2 separate regions of the Mus musculus genome follow, and region 2 is linked to region 1. The links are chromatin loops, found by intact Hi-C in ENCODE. Cell type or tissue: heart. All regions are shown on one strand. Each heading gives the region's core, and the rest is flanking DNA. Links, peaks and the distances in the headings are about the cores only. Region 1 overlaps Acyp2 (acylphosphatase 2, muscle type). Region 2 has its middle 24 kb from the start of Gm8098.

Region 1 (2,916 bases), core at 298-2,797:
GAATTAAGCCAAAGGTCTCAGCAAAGTAAAAAGAACTCCCACTAAGAAGGATCATTGGCACCACAGAGTCCAGTTATAATTAACCTTGTTGTTACAGCTTAAAACAAAAGGTTCGATTTCAATTCCCAAAAATCTCACACTTCCGGTTTCAGAAAGCTTCTTACCTAAATGAATTCAATTTATCTGAAATTAAGTAGCATATATAAACTATGTCAATGGTGGTACCAGAGTGCACAATGCATGGTTCACAGATGCATCATTCATAGGTTTTATGTGAACATAAATAACTATGTGGGTAAATAGGCTATGAGATGAACAATACCCAAGACAGGTACAGATGAATTGATAGTGGAGGCTAAACAAAATTTATCTTAGAACTAGAACAGCAAGAGAGTATGTGACAGAAGTCATAGGAGGGTTTGGAGAAGCTCCTGTGCTCAGTTTTGTGATATAGGGGTTAATTCTAGACTCTGGAACTATGGGGTAAAGCCTAAAATGAAAAATAGGACCGTATTATTACAAATTAGAATGCCTGGTGAGAAAGCCAGGAGCTTTGATGGAAAAATCAACATGATTGTGGAAAATGCTTCAAGTTCTGTATTTTTTTTCTCTAGACAAATTCAATTAAATGTATTTAAACAAAAGTTATAAAAGAGTAATTAGGCCCTACAAGCTAATTATTTTCTTTTTTCGAATAAGTGAGTTGTAACAGAGGCAAGCAAGCATCCTTTTTATGGTTTTTGTTTATATGCTTCTTGATTTATATCCTAGGTCTAAAAGTAAGCTATAATATCCTAAGCTAAAATTATCTTGCTATAAATTTTTAGTATTTTTCTTTATAATTTCTGCCCAGGAGACCCAAGTTTCCCTGGAAATGAAGCACATGTTAACTGGGTATTTGCCTCAATGCTGGGCTTAAATTGTGTTTTCACTATTTCATGCATTTGGAGCTGACTATGACACATTTGGGGCAGAATGTGACATATTTAGCTTGACACATGTGGGGCTGAATGAATGATTGAAAATAAAAGTGTAAGTATGCACATAATGATTTTGTACAAACTATCTGTTAGGACATGAGATTCCTTTGTCTGCAAACTGTTTTCAGAGTGATTGATTGCCAAGGGGATGCGTCTGCTTGCACACAGGCACAGCCCTCGGAGAATCAGTCCAGTCTGACTCCAGTCTTTCTGGACCAAGAGCTGGATTGCGATTGCAGAGCCCACTGTCCTAAAACTACATGTTTTTGTGATAGAAGAACATTGTGTTCCTTCCTTTAGTGGAAAAGGGTCTCTAGCAAAGTTGGTCATAAAACACAAGTCTATAGATAACCTGTGGTTTCCATTGAGACAGTTACAGAATTAGTATCAGGGAAGGGGAAGGGATCATATCTTTATATATCTATTATACTGTTGTTTTCTTCCATATAGATTTTAAAATGATGTGTAAGAACATATTAAGCTGCTAACAAGAGAGTGGATACTTAAGAATGAAAATAAGGGAGGAGCACAAAATAGAGCTAGGAAGAAGTCCATAAAGATGCTTACCGTAGGACCTCTGCTATGGGTGGGCTTGCACTTGACTCTAAACTGGCTAATAGTCCTCCATCTGCTAATGGCATTAGCCTCAATTTGCTTAAGAGCATTTTTTTTGAGGAAAATGGAAAAGTCAGGGTAAAGGTTAAAAATACAAGAGTGTCTGGCCAACTCATTTTTTCATTTGGCTTCCTTCCTGTAGGAATAGATCTTAACATATCTGGGACAGAGAACATACTGAACTGTGTGTCCTTAATACAGCCCTCCTCAGTACACTTCTGGGACAGGATGTTCAGAGATATCCAAAGGTATTGAATTCGAAATCTAGGCTGGCTGGACTGGCCATCAGCAGAACCCCGAAGCTCTCTGAAGCTGTTCTGTCTCTTCTTCTACAGTGTCTCCCCTTCTATAGTCAGACAGCTCAGGAGCTTTGTCTGTTCTTGCTGTCTCCATTTCTTGCTCCACCATCACCCCTCAAACAGTTCTAACCTGGTTTCCACTCAAACCGCATCAGTAATGCTGTCTTGCGAAGGTTCACAAACCACTCTTCAGTTTACTTTTTACTTGGTCCCAGCAGCATTTGGAAGTTCCTTTACCTGTATGTTTCTGCTTCTATTCAGTTGACTCAACGATGCTGGAGTTCCTTCAGATATGAGGAGCTGGCTCCGGCAAAATTAGAGAGTAAAAACTGAACACTAGTAACAAACAAAAGACATCTACTACTTCTGAATCCCATAGCATATGGTTTTATTGAACAACAGTAGCACGGTATGTTTACCTCCTCAACTTCCAGTCCAAACTCCTTTTGCTGTTCTTTTATTTCAGACCCAACAAAGTTAGGAGCTACATTTCCCTGAATTGCCTTGGACTTAAGATTTCAAATGTAATTTAGGCTTTTACAGTCAGTGATATCTACATGAATTTTGAACTTTGACCTGAATTATCCCAGGATAGTTTCCCAGACTTACTAATTTGAAGATGCTGGGTGACAGGACAGTCTACGCTACAGCTGAGAAGTGCTTCTGCCAAGACTAGGGGGCCTTGGGGATGGAATTTCCCTAGAAGTACATAACTCTGGAGATCCCAGAGCTTTCTAAATGAGAAAAGGCAGTGGACACTTGACTTCAGTAACACTTATTAAGAGCCTACTATGTGACCTAGATGTTCGATTAAGTGATTCACAACCAAACACGGTCTTCAGCCTTTCCATGATCTCTGTGATGACAGTAGTAGGACTCTCTTTTTAAAGATGAAGAATCTAGTTTCAGGTTAATTGTGCATGATTTGGGGTTTCCTGGACAAATTTTTTGGCATGTTATCAAAATACTATTTAAAAATTTATTTTTATAATAAAATATTTATTCACATATAACTGAATAAA
Region 2 (2,916 bases), core at 136-2,635, 230 kb after region 1:
GACTACATCCTTCTCCAGAGCAAGCCTACTCCTGCTTATCTGAGGACTTCTCTCTTGCCACAAGATAGGAACAGTGCTTGTCACCATTCCTCAAGTCACAGCTGATTAAACAGAACATGGACATCTGACTCAAACCAAGCTGCTTGGGAAGCCACTGGGAATTTAAAGGAGTAGGGTAGGTGGTGTTGAGACAGTGAGGGAGGGCGAAGAAAGGGAGGGTGGGCAAGAGGGAATGGGTGGAAGGAAGAGAAAAGAGAAGTATAAAGAGAAGAGGGGAAGGGAGGGAAGACCAGATGTGGATAGAGAGATAAGAAGGAAGAAAGATCAATTCTTTACTGCTCTCCCTTTTCTGGTTCCTGTTCTTTGGCTGATCTGATCACTGTCTGCCCCATTCTAGCCCTGCCTTCCTGACAGAGCATTGCGTTTTCTTTTCTGCTGGTGTGGAATGTTTCTAGGGTTCAGAAGCAGGATTCCAAAGTTCTTGTATTCAAACAGACAGGATCTCTCTCTTTATTTCTCCTGTGCTACAGCATTAGCAGCTGAGGAGGAGAGAATAATTCAGGAATTAGTGGAACTCGATACAAGGCCTCAGCACTGCCACAATCTGGATCCACAGCCAGTGCCTCCTGTTCCTCAGCAATGAATGCTGGGGGCTTGAAGGTGTTTGTTAGTGGGTGTGGAGATTTGGTTCTATAAATCGGTAGCTTGTCCCTCATTTGAACACCAACAAACACAAAAGTAAGCCCATGGAACATTTTAATTATAATAGACACCACAGGAAATTGTATTTATGTATGGAACCTAAATTTAGAATCCTTGACAGACTGACAGGATTAAGTCCGTGTAAATAGTCCATGCCAGGTGCTAGGAAGTGGCTTCAGAGACAAGAGGCTGGCCATGCATGCAGGCCCCCTTGTTACCCTAAAATTTTGTGGAAGAAAGAGCTTTGCTCTGGGCCAGTTAATTTTTAAGAAGTCTTCATTCCTGGCTAAGAATAACGGTTTTTGAGAGAATCATTTCAGGGCGTCTCCCATTCCCATTCTCTGCCTCCTGTTCGTCTGTAAACAAGGAAAGGGTGTGGCCTGACTTGGATCTGCTCTAACAGTGTTTGTGTAGCCCTGACCGGAGGCAGGAGCCAGTGGGAAAGAGGAAGTGTGTGGGTGGGAGAAAGGAAATCTCTCAAGCTCGCTTGCTCCCCTCACAACCCTGCCCCACCCCGACTTTCAGACTTTCCATAGTTGCCTCTACTCACTTCGGATCCCCTGAAAACCGTGGGCAATGGCTCAGACAGGAATGATAGTACAGGAGTTGTCTAGAGCAAGGATACTGAACTTGGGACATAAGAAAAGCCTTTACTCTCACCCCATACCCTCTGAAGAAGCTTTTCATTATGAGACCCTGGGGCACCACTCTGACCATCTTGGAAGCTTTAAGTAAAGTCACATCAAGAAACATTCTCCTGGAACCTGTATCTCAAGACTCATGGTCCAGGTCAGAGACCAGAATTCCCTGCTGATGACAACCAGCCCCTTTTCTTCCTAACTTAATAGTCCCAAAGATGTATAGGTTCACTGGATTTGGGGATAACCTGGGGTCAGCTGTTTGCAGAGACCATGTCCAAAGTGGACGGTACTGCTGTAATACCCAAAAGCAAGATACAGGAAAGAAGTCTGTTCCACCAGGGGCTGGGGCCAGACTGCCCATGTCTAGTGCCTCTTTATGGTTTGCATCTGAAAATTCTTTTGGAGTGGACTTCCAGCTGTTATCTGACAATGTAAGAAGTCAGAAGACATTTAAATATTAGCTTCATATGTATATTTATGTTTATGTACTATGACCTTGGCTGAAGTCCCTAAGTGTTAAAGGTAGACCATTCCACCCACCCCTTCACATTGTGCAAACTTGGATAAATACTTGGACAACTAAAACTCCATTTTCTTGTCTGCAAACTGAGAACAATCACAATAACACTTATCACGAGCATTTAAATTATAATTACTGCCTTGGCCGTTGGGCAAGTTGGTTTTTTTGTTTGTTTGTTTGTTTTTTGTGCCTTAGCTTTCTCATCTGTTAGATGGAAGGATTCAAATGGTACCTGTCTCCAAGTGTTGTTATCAATAATGTAATAGCCTTATGGCAACATCTGGCAGACAATAAACTGTGAATGTTAGTTGTTATAACCTTCTTCCTGGAATTCAGGACCCTCTGACTAGCTAAAGCACACACAGTGCTTAAGTCCCAGCATTCTGCTTCCAACTGCAACTGTTCTCTCAGCCAAGTGTAATCTGATGAATATAAACTAGGAGTTCTGTCCTGGGATAACCTCCATTCTTGTCTGTTAAAAGGCTTTTGAGAGCCACTTAGAAAGGTGAAAGAAAAACAAACAAACAAAAACAACCTTACATCTGCATCTCTGGGCAGGGTGTCCGTAGTAGCAGAGAGTAGGGGATCAGAGAGGGCTCCTGGCTGGCTCCTCTCCTGAGGTCCAGGGATTGCTTTCTTCACTGAGGAGTTTCTGCAGCCCTGTACATTGGCAGCCTCTCAGGACTGGGCTGGGTTTCGGAATTAGCTTGGAATGTTAATTCCGTAAATGTCTGGAGAGGTTTGAGCCTCCATAAGAAGTCGCTTGCTCATACAGAAAGACACACTAGCCACGGGGAGCTACTAAGTAGCTCAGTTCTTTCACAATGCTGTCTCTGAGAATTAACAGCTCTGTCCTCAGCTCAACACCCACTGCCACTGGAGCCACTGCCTGCAGCTTAGACCCTAGAGCACTCCTTTAGGGTGAGGCATAAGGAGAACCCTGAGGGTGCCACTGGCCAACTGGCAGGTATCTGATTCCAGATCCTCACCTACAGTAATAGCACTGTCTCCTGAAGAACACACGGTAGGCAAGTTCTTCCTCTATCTCGTTCA

The links. Hi-C counts contacts between places; a loop is a spot of excess contacts. Peaks named below come from ENCODE experiments on the same cell type or tissue, not always from the same donor. Only the 100,000 strongest peaks of a DNase experiment are listed, where the experiment ranks them.
Region 2: it touches region 1 in a loop (9-fold over the local background); 3 of 42 quality-filtered maps call a loop at or near these places.

The regions. Positions count from the first base shown.
Region 1 is chr11:30,516,189-30,519,104 of GRCm38, reverse strand. All of the region lies in intron 3 of Acyp2 (acylphosphatase 2, muscle type), which reads left to right. Among named protein-coding and RNA genes, the nearest start is that of 4930505A04Rik, 46 kb to the right of the region's middle. In heart, for the core only: no CTCF peak of the experiment used is centred there; a DNase peak (open chromatin) is centred at 1,814.
Region 2 is chr11:30,289,583-30,292,498 of GRCm38, reverse strand. No RefSeq gene overlaps it. Among named protein-coding and RNA genes, the nearest start is that of Gm8098, 24 kb to the right of the region's middle. In heart, for the core only: no CTCF peak of the experiment used is centred there; DNase peaks (open chromatin) are centred at 1,158 and 2,518; H3K27ac peaks cover 1,552 bases.